Linked DNA regions of Mus musculus: region 2 is linked to region 1. The links are chromatin loops, found by intact Hi-C in ENCODE. Cell type or tissue: heart. All regions are shown on one strand.

The links. A loop is a pair of places that touch in the nucleus more often than their neighbours do. Peaks named below come from ENCODE experiments on the same cell type or tissue, not always from the same donor. Only the 100,000 strongest peaks of a DNase experiment are listed, where the experiment ranks them.
Region 2: a loop joins it to region 1, with 3 times the contacts of the local background. A loop is called at or near these places in 6 of 42 quality-filtered maps.

What each region holds. Positions count from the first base shown.
Region 1 is chr2:169,628,577-169,636,576 of GRCm38, reverse strand. It overlaps Tshz2 (teashirt zinc finger family member 2), which reads right to left and starts at 4,068. Exons shown (of 2, transcript NM_080455.3): 1 at 2,798-4,068. The coding sequence starts at 2,837. Gm34294 (a long non-coding RNA gene) reads left to right here and starts at 6,099. Exons shown (of 2, transcript XR_003953971.1): 1 at 6,099-8,000. In heart, CTCF peaks have their summits at 2,799 and 4,513 (motif pointing left); DNase peaks (open chromatin) are centred at 2,396, 2,836, 3,536 and 3,996; H3K4me3 peaks cover 3,465 bases; H3K27ac peaks cover 3,618 bases.
Region 2 is chr2:169,057,629-169,065,628 of GRCm38, reverse strand. No RefSeq gene overlaps it. Among named protein-coding and RNA genes, the nearest start is that of Gm52536, 18 kb to the left of the region's middle. In heart, CTCF peaks have their summits at 3,885 (motif pointing left) and 7,596 (motif pointing left); a DNase peak (open chromatin) is centred at 3,948; H3K27me3 peaks cover 1,208 bases.

The DNA of each region.
Region 1 (8,000 bases):
GGTCCACAGGAGTAATCACTTACAGTTGTGCGTTGTATTTAATTTTAAGCAGTGATAAAAGTTAGCAGAGCTACAGGCTGAGAGGCACCCCCCCCACACACACACACACCCCTTCCCTGCATGGTAGCTGACTGGGGAATCTCAGCTAACTTTGCCTCACTCATCCTGAAACAGCCGGGCACTGGTGACCTCGGATGGGAAGAAGAAACACCACGGAAAAACAACCCATCTTACTAGTATGTGAACAGATAAATACATGGAGCAGGGTAACTCGCTGTGTATGAGATCAATTATCCCATCTCAGCTCGAAAAGGATTTCTGTGCCTTCTAGGGAACAAGATGAGAATCATGGCAACAGTCTTGCAAAGACACTACGAATCCAATCGGCCGGAAAACTGAAAGTATACTCACAAGTTTCACACACACACACACACACACACACACACACACACACACACACACACACACACACACACAGAGAGAGAGAGAGAGAGAGAGAGAGAGAGAGAGAGAGAGAGAGAGAGAGAGAGAGCGCGCACACACACACACACAGAGACAGAGAGAGAGAGACTACAACAATAAAAAAAAGTAGCCAGCACCAATAGATACCAGCTTAGCGAAAGGATCTAATTTAAATAATGTGATACAGCGTCATTTTCTGCACACCTGGATCTCCATTGATCAGTGGATAATTATAATTAAAGTAGAGCAATTCTGAGCAAGGCACTTTTTGTAATGAGCTTGTGAAAGGAGACATGTCCAGTCATTCTGCTAATTTAAATTGCTGCCTAGTTCTTGATGGCCTCTACCGGAACTACAAGGAAGGGAAGGAGAAAAAAAAAAGAAAAAGAAAAAGAAAACAGTTTTCAGGGCAGTATCATTTCTGCTGGACTGCAGCCCAAGGCTCTCTTTCGGGACAACAAACAACAGGGATGCCATCTCTGATAATCCAGCCACACGTGAACTTGTGTTGCTAGCATTGATTGCAGCAGGCAGACTCGTAGGAAGTCTTGAAGGCCGCCACACACCCTCAAATGGTCAGATAGTCAAGCCGAGTGCGAGAGTTAAAAAGATACAATAAAATAAGAGAGCTATTGTTTCCAAAAGAAGTAACCAGAGTTGAGAAAAGAAATCCCCCTGCATAGACAAGTTGCAAATGTGTGTGTTGCTAAGAATATTTTCGTTATTTTGCTCTGAGAGAAACAATTGAAAATTCATGAATGGAAGCTTTATAATAAAGCAACTCAGAGCGACCTACACATGGCCGAGGAAGCGATTCTGCACTCGGGAGGGAAGGAAACTGGATTTTCTGAAGCACACGTATTGCTCTTTGGGATGGCATCAGGCGGCGGTGAAGCGTTATGAACGTGGTAGCTTGCATGTTCAGACACTGGCACCCGCTTTCCCCAGATTCCTAACTCACTTCTTCTTGGTGACTTTGCAAAGTTTACCCAAGTGTCCTGGTGACTTTTCCCATGTTTGACTCAAGTTGGAACAGAGTAAAATATAGCTGTGGTCTCCAGATCAGTCTTACCCATTGCCACTCAAAGTCAGAGGAGAAAGAGAGAGGGAACAGGGGAGCCAAGGAAACTTAAACTTTGCTAAAGCCCCATCAACTAAAGGATACAAAGAAATAAAAACGCCCACGTTAAAAGCCAACAAGATAATGATTGTGCATTTCTCTCTCTGAATGTAGAGGGCAAAGCTTGCGTCACTGCCACTCGGAGTTACCATGGTGAGTGATTTATTGATATATATCAGAATGAATAGATCAAAGGCAGTGAGATGACAGGTGATCAATCAAATGTCAAATCAAAACTAGCAATCGAGTGGAAAGCTGATTTTTCAGTGGGTGGGTCTGGCAGGAGAAAAATGAACTTTCCTGTTCCGATTCCGAGAAACAAAACCCCAGCATACTATTAAAAAAGCAATTAGGCAACCCAAAAGGGAAAAGGAAAAACAACAACAGCAACGACAATAAAAACAACAGCAATAACCCTGAAGATCTGTTGTGGGACCTATTGAGCCGATCTGATCCTTAGGGGAAGGGTCCCTGCAAGAAAGAATTCCACAGGACAGCTCCTAGGGTGGTAGTCAATTCCACAAAGTTTCCAAAGCTCTATCTGGCAGAGAAAAATCCAAGGCTGTTTAAATTTCTACGGGGTTCTCTCCCCCATCCCCACCTGGCTTTAAGCAAGAAAGGGAATGAGATTTCTATAAACGGTGAAACCTTTTAGAAAACACGTCCAAAACCCCACTCATTTCCGGGGGTGCCTTTTGCACCTTGGCGACCAATGCTACACCCTCATGGCTCACAGCTCCAAAGCCAGCCTGCAGCCCCAGGCTTGGCCATGCCACACACTTGCAAGCCCTGAGCCCCAGCGACTGGAGACACTGTCCCTGGAGGCCAGAAGCCATCAGCACTGACCTCTCAGAGGGATGAGAGGGGGCTATCTCCCTCCCCCTGCACCCCAAATCCATAATCCGACTTTGGTTCCAGAGGCAAGAAGCCAGACTGGGAGAAAAAGTTAGGGGTGGGGTAGAGGGTGGAGGGAGGAAAAGTTTAAACCAGGAAGGTTTGGTGGGACGCTTCCCTGCCACCACCACCCAGAGGGAGCCTGGAGAGGGAAAGATTGGGGAAATCATTCTGGGGTGATGAAGAGGGCACCCGCACGCTAACCCTCTTGAAAGCGCCAGGGGGTGGCGTCCCCGCCAGCCCCAGGCCAGGAGGGCGGGCGGGCGAGCCGCTGTGCGCCGGGCTCAGGGGCCGGGCACCCGGAGCGGAGCCATCTCTTACCTGCCGCCCGCTTGGGTGCCTGCTGTTTCCTCCTTGGCATCGCTCTACTTAGCTCCAGTCTCACTTCTGGCGCCCCAGCCCCGAGCCGCGCGCGGGGGCCGCAGTCTCGCTCGTCTTTCTGTGGCTCCTAGGACGTCACTCGGCCTCTGTCCCCCTGAAGATCCCCCTGCCAGCGCTCCAGCGCGGGGCCGGAGACCCCCTCTCTGGGTGGCAGATATGTGGCTCGCGCCTGCTGCTTGCAAGTGGAGGTTGGTTCTGCCTTGTTTGTTTGTTTGGTTTTTTTTCCCCCTCTCTTTTTGTTTTGCTTTTGGATTTTTTTCTTTTTTTGGTTTTGCTTTTTGCTGTTTTTTTGGTGACTGGTGAGACACTTGATTTCTTTATTAAACATCCAAGACGGGGTTCAGATGGCAGGGATGAGGGGCGCACACGCGCCACGCGCACACTCGCGCTTAAAGATAAGGGGGGAAACAATCCCGGGAAGACAGTGGATTTCTTCTTTTTCTTCTTCCTTCTCTTTCCCTCCTCCTCTTCTTCCTCCTCTTCCTCCACCTCCTCTTCCTTTACCACCTCCTCCTTCTCCTCCTTCTCCTTCTCCTCCTTCTCCTCCTCCTCCTCCTCCTCTTCCTCCTCCTCTTCCTCTTCTTCCTCCTCCTCCTCTTCCCTGATCTTGATGGCGGATTCGCGCTGGGGAGAGATCACTCACTGTAGGTTTGTTGTTGCTGTCAGATCCCCGTCTGTGAGTGATATGCGAGAGGACAGGAGCGGGTTTGGGAAAGACAGAAAATCTGGAATTCACTCACACACACACACACACACACACACACACACACACACACACACACACACACACCACACATACGCACACGCACGCTCGCTCTCACACACAAGCACTCTCGCTTACACACACACACACACACACACACACACTTACACTCACACTCCCCACATATGCTCTCTCTTACACACACACACACACACACACACACACACACACACACACACACACACACTCACACACACACAAGACAGGGCGAGGCGATGCCAGCAAACATCGATCCCGGCTGAACAAACTGAACATTAACAAACTCCTCCTCTTCTCCCTGCGACCTGATGACAGGGAGAAATTTACTCCCCAGCCGCAGAGCGCCAGGCAGAGGGAGTCTATTAAAGGGACAGTGTCCCGCCTGGGAGAGGAGCTGGAGAAAGAGGACCCAGCCGGCTTGGCTGCAGCCCTGGAGGCACCCACCTCCTCCTCACTGGGGCAGTGGAGTGTCCGCCTGTCTAGATGCCCCTCCAAGAGGAAGAAAAGGGGGAGTGGGAAGGAAGGGGGCGGGGCTCTGGCAGAGTTGGAGACAGTTAGAGTTGGAGATTAGAAGGGGACAATCTAGGTTTGCTTGGGAGACAGATTAGGGGGATGGGACTATATCCAGTCTCAACCTGTTCTCCAGCAAATAACCTCCTCTCACTATGTAAGTTCACATTGCTTTAACTTCCACCTTCTTGGAGTATTGGGATTTTTTTTTAAACTTCTGCTTCCTGGGCAGACTAATTACATAACCTTCATTGTGTTTCCTTCCAATGCTGATATTTATTGAGCACCTATGGTGCACCTGTTATACAGTCACCACAGTGACAGAGAGTGGGGAAGTCCAGATTGTGGCTGTTATCAAGGGTGAGAGGAACAACATCTGAAACAACTTGCCCCCTGGTGGTGTTCAGTCACTTCCCAGAGGTCTACCTTGCTGAAAATTTGATGTCCACCTTTCTCTATTTGCTTTCTCCGCTGGGCTCATCAAGGAAGGTGGATGCTGTGCACAGCTCGCTCTTTGGGTAATTGCCTCAGATCTCACTAGAGTATAAGTTCTTAGGGAGTTGTGCCCTCGTTTATCGTATTCTATCTCCCAATGGTGCCAAACAGAAAACATAGAGCTCCACCCCCAATAGTGCAATAAATGAAGAGGAAGCAGGGCATGCTGGGAGTACAACTTCAGAGTGGCCCGGATTGGTTAAAACTGAGTGTTGTTTTGGGGCTGAAAGAGGAGTCCATTCTGGAGAGTCTATTGTAGCTGAACCCGGTCTCCCTGGGTACCACTGCACACGGGGAGGTAGGTACCTTTCAGCACGTGTGAACAGGATGACCCTGTCCTGAAGACGCTTTCCTTCCTTCCAGTTGGGTAGAAAGTCAATGACAAGTGGGAAGGCAGCGGAAGGAGGTAGAGCTAGGAGCCTAATGAACCTGATACTGGGCATTGAACTCAGGGCACCGTACATACTGGGCAGGCAAGACATCATACATGCTGGACAGGCAAGGCACAATGCATGCTGGGTAGGCAAGGCATAATGCATGCTGGGTAGGCAAGGCATCATACATGCTGGGTAGGCAAGGCATCATACATGCTGGGCAGGCAGTCTATCACTAAACTATGTTTCTGATCCTCTTCATTTTTTTCTTAAATGTTGAGACAGAGGTCTTGCTAAGTTATTCAGGCTGACCTTGAACTCATTCTTAGATAGGTCTTCAAACTTGGGATCTTCTGGTCTCAGGCTCCTGAGTAGCTGGGCTGATAGGCCTGAGACACAGACTGTCATGAATCTGGAGTATGAAGAAGGAAGGATGTTTACCAAGTGGGGCTGCCTGGGGCAAGTCACAGATAGGTTCTAACCTTGGAGAAGGAGGAAGTTGGGTGACAAGGAGACTCTTGCGAGGGTGGCCCTTGGTGTAACAGTAGAAGCTCCTGGTTCGTAGCCCTCCAAGCCCACAGAGGCCTTTTTGAGGGTGTGCTCACCTTGGTGCTCTGAAGCAGGTTTTGCATCCTTAGATCTGTTTACAGTTTGGGCCACACACTGCTTACTGGAGATGAGTGTGGTCCAGTACAATGCAAGGTGCTTGCTTGGCAGCATCCAGGCATCTAGACACCAGGCCCCTCCCTCTGCTCTGATGACAGAACGTTTCACAGACATTGCCCAGTCTCCTCTAGAGCCCAGATTTTCCCTGCTTGGAGACGGATCACCTCGGATTTTCTAGACAGGAACCTTGCTGCATATGGGCCTTGTTCTGGAGTTGATACATTGAGCACTTGGACTCCAGTATCTCATGCAAACCACTTGCTCCTTACAGTCTGAGATCTTCTGCCCAGAGACCACCTTCTTCTTCTTCTTCTTCTTCTTCTTCTTCTTCTTCTTCTTCTTCTTCTTCTTCTTCTTCTTCTTCTTCTTCTTCTTCTTCTTCTTCTTCTTCTTCTTCTTCTTCTCCTTCTCCTCCTCCTCCTCCTCCTCCTCCTCCTCCTCCTCCTCCTCCTCCTCCTCCTCCTCCTCCTCCTTCTCTCTCTTCAGGAGTCAGACAAAGTTAATGCTGCTGACTTTAAGATCAAAGCATACTTAGATACAACTGAACAGCACTAGGGGTGATGTTGCTTCTGTGGCCACTGTGATGGACTCTCATCTGGCTCCTCGCTCCTCCCCACTATGTATCCACTGGTAATGAGGCTTGACCAGTGAAACCTCAGATGCCTCCCATATGCCCCTTACCTCTTGCCACCCTGACCCTTCCTCACGGGCAATTAATTACCAGCTATGACTAGTTCAGTGCAGTCTTTTTCAGCAGTACTTTTGGGCCACAGGAAATATAGCTCACCGGGCCCTACCCATCAGCCACAAAGTGCTGTTATTGTCACTGCTTGCAAAGTACCAGTTAGTCATCTTCAACAGCCCCACACAAGTCTCTGCCCCACACGTGTAGTACAAGTGATTACATCACCTGGCCTAAACCACCCAGACAGCTCCCACCCCTTATTACAGCCTAATTCTTTGGCAACTGAGGCAGAGCAATCCTGTATTATTATGGCTAGCAATGTTAGCAAAGAGGCATTAACCATGGTTTCTCAGAATACGTTTGGAGAAAGCTCCAAACTTGCACATACACCATAGGGCACATTACAGGACCAGGAAACACAGACTTAGGAGAAGGGGTGGGTAGTAAGGGCTCATCATGAATTTGCCATCTTCTCTGGAAACCTGTTGCCTTGGGATTCATATCATGCTCAAAGCAGCATTTGAGAAACTTCTGTGTTCTATATAAGGGGATACAAGGGATTGTCCTAAAATATAGGCGATGGTAGGATGCTGTTCTAGTTAGCTTGGCTGTTGACTTGACACGAATGTAGTGTCACCTGGGATAAGAGAACTTCAGTTGAAAACTGCCCAGATCACACTGGCTAGTGGCCTTATCTTCAGAATTCTGATTGATGTAGGAGGGCCCAGACCACCATGGGCGGCACCACTCTTAGGCACAAAAACTTAAACCGTATAAGAAAAGCTGCTGAACAAGCCAGAGGAAGCAAGCAAGTAATCAGAGTTCCTCTGTGGTCTCTGCTCCAGTTTCCATTCTAGAACTCTTCCATGGCATCTCTCAGGGACAGACGGACTATAAGCTGCGAGCTGAAATAAGTCCTTTCCTCCCCAAGTTGTTTTTGGTCATGGTACTTATCACAACAGAGAGCCAACTGGAAGGGTGCATGCATAGTGACATACCTCTAAAAACCTATTGCAGGGACACCTAGAGTACCAGATGACAACAGAAAAGGGAACTTATTGGGGCTGGGTCTTGGAGCAAGTAGGTTCAGGACTCTGGCCCACAGCCTTGCTCCCAAGCGCTTCTCACCTTCTCAGATACCTCTGCAGCTTACAGTGTTTTTATCAATCGGTGGAGATTCTCAGCAACTCTTCACTATGGGCACTTTCTGCAGTTTCCAGCCTATCTTCTGGCCTTGCTTCTGGAATGTTCTCTCACTGAGTTGTATTTTTCCCTCCGATTGCTACTAATAGAAGGCCGTACTTAGTCACCAACAAAGGAGTCACTGTCTGTGCCAGGTAGAGGCAGAAAACAGGAAAACTCAGATGTCCCCGAGCTGCGAGGACTTAGCCCTGCACCAGGAGAAGTGCGTTCTCTTTCAGACCTCCTTCATTTAGAGAAAGTTGCAGTTTGACACTGTGTCCCTCCTAGGCCCAGCACCTGATAACACCTATTCTTTTATTTATTTCTCATGTGTCTATGTCTGGGGTGCATGCGGGTGCGTGCACCTTCACGTGTTTGTGGTGCATGTGACATCAGCGGTCCTGCCTGGTGGCTCTCAACCTTACTCATTTAGGCAGGCTCTCTCAATGTGTGCCTCACAGAGCTTGCCAACGTGGGTTGGGCTAGCCA
Region 2 (8,000 bases), 570 kb after region 1:
CATTTCCATCGTGACCCCTTAGAGAGTCTCAGAACGAGTGTGGATTCCAAACTCTGCACACGAAAGGGAACTAAGCAGCCAGCTGCACGCATCTGTCCCACTGTGCGTGGCACATGACTGAGCCTGATAGGACATGTGGCCCAGTCTCCGGGGTCCTGGGCAGCGTAAACCATATTAATCCATGTCCTACTCTATGTTAAGGAGATCTTACAGAAATAGAGCTCACAGCCTGTCACATCACGTTACATCAAAGCACGATGTCACGTCATCATTTTTTAAAGAATTAGCTTTAATTTGTGGTGCTGCCGCCATGCCACAGAACGCTTCGTTCTCCCCTGGGTATTCCGAGTTTGACAGTGATGACTTAATTCCCAAACTTTGGCAGATGGAAACGCAGCAAACAGTGGCCTGAAACAGACATTTGCAAGCTGGAGAGATGGCTCCGCAGTTAAGAGAGCTGGCTGCTCTTGCAGAGGACGCAGGTTCAAATCCCAGCACCCACATGACAACTCATAACCATGCAGAGCTCTGGTTCTAAGCAATCTGATGCTGACTTCTGGCCTCCACAAGCACCATATACATGGGAGTAGAAAAACACTCATAAAATAAAATGTCTCAGGGTGCTACTGATGTGAACAGACACCATGACCAAGGCAACTCTCATAAGGACAACATTTAATTGGGGCTGGTTTACAGGTTCAAAGGTTCAGTCCATTATCATCAAGGTGGGAGCATGGCAGCATTTGGGCAGGCATGGTGCAGGAGGAGCTGGGAGTTCTACATCTTCATCTGAAGGCTGCTAGCAGAAGACTTCCTTCCAGGCAGTTAGGATGAGGGTCTTAAAGCCCAAACCCACAGGGACACACCTACTCCAACAAGGCCACACTTTCTAATAGTGCCACCCCCTGGATCAAACACATGCGCGCCATCACATAAAACAAGTGAACCTTTTCTAAAAATAACCCTAGACATCCTCTACAACACAAGAGCTGCTCATGGGCCAGCGGGGCGCCATGCTGTGCCATGCGGCAATGCGTACGCCCTTTAGATGCTCCACTTAGACCCTCGGCCACCCCCAAGGGGACAGTGAGGAGCCAGTGAGATGTGACCATCTGGCATTAAGAGCCAGATTTAAGCCCCAAATTTATGGAAAAAGTCCAGCAATAGTGGCCCCACCTACGGTCCTAGCACTGGGAAGAGACAGAATTCAGGCCTGAAGACTCTGTTCCAAAAGCCAAGGTAGATGGATCCTGAAGGAAAAAGACAACCAATGTTATCCTTTGCCTCACTGTCTACCCACATATGCACACACACACATACATGCATGCACACACACACACACACACATGCACACACACACACATGCACACATGCTCTCACACACACACACACATGCACATATTCTCATACATACACACGCACACACACATGCACATACCTACACACACACACACACACACACACATGCACACATGCTCACACACACATGCATGCACATGCACACACATGCACACATTCTCATACATACACACGCGCACACACATGCACATACCCACACACACATGCACACATGCTCACACCTGCACACACACAGGCATGAGTAAGCACACTGAATGTGATCCCCTTTGTTCAGTCCTTCCATCTGCAAAGGAAGACTTAGGGCTTTTTGATTGGTTGGTTGGTTGGTTGGTTGGTTGGTTGGTTGGTTGGTTGATTGATTAGTTGGTTGGTTTGGTTTTGGTGTTTTGAGACAGTCTCTGTATTTAGATCAGGCTGGCCTCAAATTCAGAGACTGCCCTGCCTCTGACTCCTGCATTCGGGGATAAAGGGCACCCCAGCTAATAGATGGGAAATTCTTTGACCTGTGGACATGTTTGACTTGGAGCAGGCAAGGATGGGAACTGCATTGTGTTCCTCTGAGCGTGACCAGCAAACTCAGTACAGCAAACAGGGCTGGGGGCCGGGGGAGGGGGGAGGGCAGCTCCCTCTGCAGTGCACAAGCAAGAGCAACATCTGTGGCCTCTGCTCACCGAGTGCCAGCAGCACCCCTAGCCCCAGAGACAACTCTCCACAAGGGAGCATCTCTGTTTCTATGCTCAGCCTGTGGCCTGGATCCTCTTGTCTCTGCCTTCCAAGCGCTGGGATGTCAAGAGCGTCTGACTTGTTACAGTGTGGGTTCTGAGGATTGAACTCGGGGTCCTGTGCTTCTACAGCACACTCTCCACCAGCTGAGCCATCTGCCTACTGCCTGGAAGCTGTGTGAGCATAGGAGGAAGGGAAGGAGGGAGGGACGGAGGGAGGGAGGGAGGAAGGTACCCACATGGGGCCAGCAAGGCCCAATCTCAAACTCCTGGCAGGTCTGCTGGAACCACGAAGAGTTCACTCTGCCACCTCATCTAGACCTCCTCTCTTGTCACACACTCAGTGGGTCCCCAGAACTTAGTGCATAGCTCCCTAAGTTCCCCCTTCCCCTTCTCTTTCTCCCTCCTGAGCAAGTCTCTCTGGGCTTCTCACCCTGTCTTGCTGGCGTGTGGTAACAGAGTTCTTCTCCATCAAGCCAGGGATTCTTCTCGTCCCTAGGTGCCACAAGCCCTTCTCTCCTGAATAAAAATAACGTCTCCTAGGAGCATGACTGTCCCCGACTGAGTGCCAAGGGTCACAAATCTCACCTTCCCGGCTTCCCTGCTGGGGTGTGACATCATGGGTTTTCTGCAGCCTGTGAGGTACCAGCCCAGGAGGCATGTAGTGCTTGAATCCCTGGCCATCAGTGCATGGATGTATTTGTAACCTCATTTGCTCTGTTTCTGTTGGGGAAAATCTTTCTGTCTGTCATTGCCAGACACCAGCGATCAAGACCTAACGGACCCAGCACCATCTTTCTGGAACGTTCTACCTCTCTCCCCAGTGGCAGCATCGGCTGCTCTCCCTGACCTTCGCGGCTACCCAGTGATGATCCCTCATCTTAGAACATCCACATTGGCCCACCAATCCTCACTGCCCTCCAGAGAGCCTCTGGCCTCACCTTCAGCAGAAAGTCACACAGCAGCCTACACGGAGACTCTGCCCTGCAGGTCTAAAGCCAACAATTGATTTGCTGAATTTTTGTATAAAAAGAGAAAGCAAAGAGGGTCTTTGCCCCAGACCCTCACTTCACTGCCTCACACCCAGTCAAACGCAAGCTGAAACACTGACATGATGGTGATTTTGCCAGTCCCAGGTCCATCTGGCAAAGAGATCTATTGATGAGATTCTACGGAGTCACAGTAGGCCATATTTCAACTGTACAAATGTCACCTCTGGGCTTTGCTTATGAAATCAAAAAAAAAAATCTTACTTTTTTGGCATGTCGGTTAAAGAAAAAAAAAGGACTGAAAACGTAATTCACTGATTCTTCATGTATGCTTGCCTTAGGTTATTATCATCGAGAACTTTCCAGAACATTTTGCACTAATAATGACATCCCCCACCAGCAGCCCCTGCAAGAGACGAATGAAGGCTCTTTTAAAAACTTTAGCTATTGCTGTCTTGTTAAACACATTCCTGGTACCTCGGGACCAGCCCCCCACGCAGATGAGAACCTCCACAGAGATAAGACAGGCTCTCCCAACAGCAGCAGGGAAAGTGCCCCTAGGTCCCCCGTTCCGTGGGTAGCACAGGTGAAAATCAAAAGCAGTACGTTGGAAAGCAAGCGCTTAGAGACGTGCGCTGTCTAGGAGATCGTGCGGGTAATCAGGACTTTCCAATCATTGCTTCCATGATGACAAGCAACAGCAAGAAAATGCAGGATGTTGATGCCTAATGGGTTTGCCCTTTGCCAGACAAATCCTTTTACCCACCGCGGGAAAGGCAGGATTTGTACGGGCTCCTGGAGAGAGCGCACACTGCCCTCTTGTGGTGACATGTGCTCATGATTTTATAGACTCCGGGAAACGGTAGAACATTACCACCAAAAGTAGATCAACCCCTGAGACAGATGGGAGTTGACAGCTTCCCGCCCTCTTGACCAGGAAACAAGCTGTTTGTTCCTTTGCTCAATAGCTGGGAGAACTCTGCCAAGACGGAAAAAGTCAGTGTAATTCTTCAAATGTTTGAACTCCATCAAACGGACTAAGAAGTGCACAGGAACTGCAGGCAGAACGGGTGAGTTGCAGTCTAACAGGAACTTCCCTCAGATCTTGAGCTGCCAATAAGGTATAAGAAATGGTCAGGTTTGGGACCAGCGAGATGGCTCAGAGGGCAAAGGGTGCTTGCCACCAAGCCTGATGGCCTAGGTTCTACCCCTGGAGCCCAGATGAAGAAAAGAACCCATGCCTGCAATTTGTCCTCTGACCTCCATAGCACCCTGTGGCCTGTGTGTTTGTGCATATTTGCGCATCACACACACACACACATACACATGTGCACACACACACATACACACAGGCACAGGCACACACACAGGTACATGCACACACATGCACACACACATACATACACAGGCACATGCACACACACATATACACTCACATGTGCATACACATACACACGCACACACAAGCATGCACACAATAAATAAATAAAATTTTTAAAAAACTTTGATATTCAAAATTAACAAGCCCCCCCACACACACACACACACACAAAAGAAGATGGACACTGAGGAGGGAAGAGGGAGGGGCAGAGTTAGGGATCGAGGGAAGAAATTTGGCTGGAACCCCTGCATTTAACTGGAGGTACAACTGATTTTTACCTCCTAAAAAGGATGCATTTACTATTTTCAACTGTCTTCATCTACCCTGTTACAGGCACATCCTAATTTTTGCTAATTCCCCACAGCCAAGAAAGGGAAACTATTCACTTGGCCCCGGCTCTGGGAACTGTTTCTAAGCCGGTGCTGTGGATCTGCGGAAATGCAAATGTCATTTCTAAATTTAGCGTGAGAAAGCCAGAGAATCAGCATTTCTGTTGATGGAACACCTTCTCGGGAAGTAGCACGTGCGGAAGCAAGCAGGCAACGCTTTTCTCTGACACTTGGAACAGTCCAGCGTCTCCCTGGCCAGCCCTGCCTCCGGGAGGGGCTCCCAGAGGATGCGTACCTGCGCAGACCTGAGGCAAGTCTCCTCTCCTTCCTTCCTCGAACAGCACCAGATTGTGACCCTAAGCAAGGCACTTCCTGGGCCTCACCCTCCTCTCCTCCAAAAGAAACAGAAAAACTTCACATCCTAGAGACACCTACATCCTCCGAATGAATCCAGAGGATGGAGACCATTATTTTCTTCATTGGTACAGCCTCTGCTAAGTTGCTGTGTGTCTGTCAGCAACCCCTCTCCCAGCCTGCAAGTTAGCAAGCCAAATCAAGTCATTAGGAGACACACATACACACACACATAGAAACACACATACAGACACATGTAGAAGCACACATAAACATGTACACACACATACATGCACCCACATACACATGTGCATACACATACACACACATAGAAACACACATACATGCACCCACATAAACATATGCACACACATACACATATAAACACACATGCATACACACACACACACACACACACACACACAAGTAGAAGGGATTGTGTTAGAAGAGATCAGCAAGAATGGGAGGAGCCATGACAGGGTAATGGGTAAACATGATGAAAAAACACTATGCACATGTATGAAAATATTATGAGACCAACTATTATATATAATTAATATATGCTAATTAACTATTTGTATAATTCATATATGCTCATTCTAATGTTTGGAGGTTTTTTCCCCCCATAGGGAAGATTCCTATGCTGGACCAAGCAAGAACATTTGTGATATAGAAAGTATAGTGTAGGATTTAAAGCTAGTCTTGGGGCTGGAGGATGGCATAGCAGTTAAGAGCACTGACTGCTCTTGCTGAGGACCAGGGCTCGGGTCCCAACATACACAGCACAATCTCCTGCTATCCCACCTCCAAGAAACCTAACGCCCTCATTTGCTCTCAGATGCACACACACACATGCGTGCACACGCACACACACCAAATAAATAGTGAAGTACATCTGAACAATTAAAAACTTAAAATCTTGATGACTGTAAATATAAGGACACAGTGGCCTCAGGCCACTCCTTAGCCCACTGCCTGCCCTCTCTGGTCAGCTCCTTAGCCCACTGCCTGCCCTCAGACCTCCCTCCAGCCTTCTGGAATGCTCCATATTACTGCTCCACCAGCACCATTCTTCATCACTGTCCATTGACACCCTCTAGACACATCGGTGACACCCTTAACTGTCACAGGTCTCCATGCCCCTTCACTTAGTCTGCCACTCTTGGGTTGAGGGCCCAGTTCACGTGGGAAGATCCTCATACTTGGTTTAATACTTTGTGGTCATAGCTGATTCAGATTGTTTTGAGGCCAGAGGGTCTCCGTGAGCACAGGTAAGCCCTGAGCTCACATTCCTCCCCTCTCAGCCGTCTAAGCACTGAGAAGACAGCCTTCCTGCACCACACCAGACTTAGAGTCCTAAGCAAGTGTCAATCACTCTCACTTCTCCAGGGCCCTACAAGCCATAAGCCCATCTTTATAACCCAGACTTGGCAACTGTCAATGTCGGAGGGGAGAGCGGTGCGGGGAAGGGGGTTGCCCTGATTTCTCCATTAGGGTGGGAGACAGTACTGCCTTAGTTTTGTCTGGTCTAGCAACAGCCATTTCTGTAATTGCAAAAAATGTTCTGTCTTTTTGCAGCCCCAGGTGTCAGCCACTAGCCTCTTGTGGCCACAGAGCACAAGACACATAGCCAGGGAAACTCGTGGACTGGAATGTATATTGTAATTATAATTAATGTCCATTAAAACTAAGATAGCCATGGGCTAGAGAGATATCTCAGCAGTTAGGAGCACTGGGTGCTCTCTCAGAGACCAGTATTGCATGTTCAGTTCCTAGCACCCGTATCAGGCAGCTCACAATTATCACTCAGATGAGTTACTGCCCTATTGCTGTGATGAGACACCATGACCAAAACAACTCTTTTAAAAGAAAGCATCTTAACTGGGGGCATAGTTATCACGGCAGGGAGCAGACAGGCATAGTCCTGGGGTGTAGCTGAGACCCACAGGCAGAAAAAGAGACTAGGCCTGGTGTGGGCCACTGAAACTTCAAAGCCCACTCCCAATGATTCACCTCCTCCAACAAGGCCGCACTTCCTAATCCTTCCCAAACAGTTCCACTAACCCTAGACTACGCATGCAAGAATCTGAGCCTAGAGGGGACCATTCTCATTCAAAGCACTACACCTTCTGGTCTCCACAGGCACCCGAATGCTTGTGCAAATATTTACACAGAGACAAATAAATAATAAATAAATAAATAAATAAATAAATAAAGGAAGAATCTTTTAAAGAAGTGACATTGTCTCACGTAGCTGGTAGCTACTATAGTGTGCAGTCTTACCCATAATGCTCCGCACAGCAATTTAGGTACACCCAGATGAGAAGAGCTGCTTCGAAGGAGTTCCCCAGGAGCAAAAGAAATGGGTCAAGGGTTGTGAACACTGGCTTCTCTTACCAAGAACCTGGGCTCAATTCTCAGGACACCCATGGCACCTCACAACCTTCAGTAACTCTGGTTTCACGGGATCTGCCGCCCTCTTCTGGCCTCTGCTGGCATTGCACACACATGATCCATATTCTTACATGCAGGCAAAACACCCCTACCCATAAAATAAAAGTAATAAGTGTTTTTAAAATGTGTGTGTGTGTGTGTGTGTGTGTGTGTGTGTGTGTGTGTGTGTGTGAAAATCTTCCCAGCATCAATCACGTTGGTACTTTGATATATCCCAGAGTCTTTCAACTCTTCCAGGTCAAATAATAGCAATATAACCACCATTTCTAAAAGAATTTCATTGCCCAGAAAAATGTCCCAGCCACCACGAATGAAGGAAGCATTTTTAAAACCACATCTAATCTAGTCACATTCTAGGGGAGGAAGACACGTTTCTGCTAACACTTGGTTCCTATATTTTTGACTCTTGAGA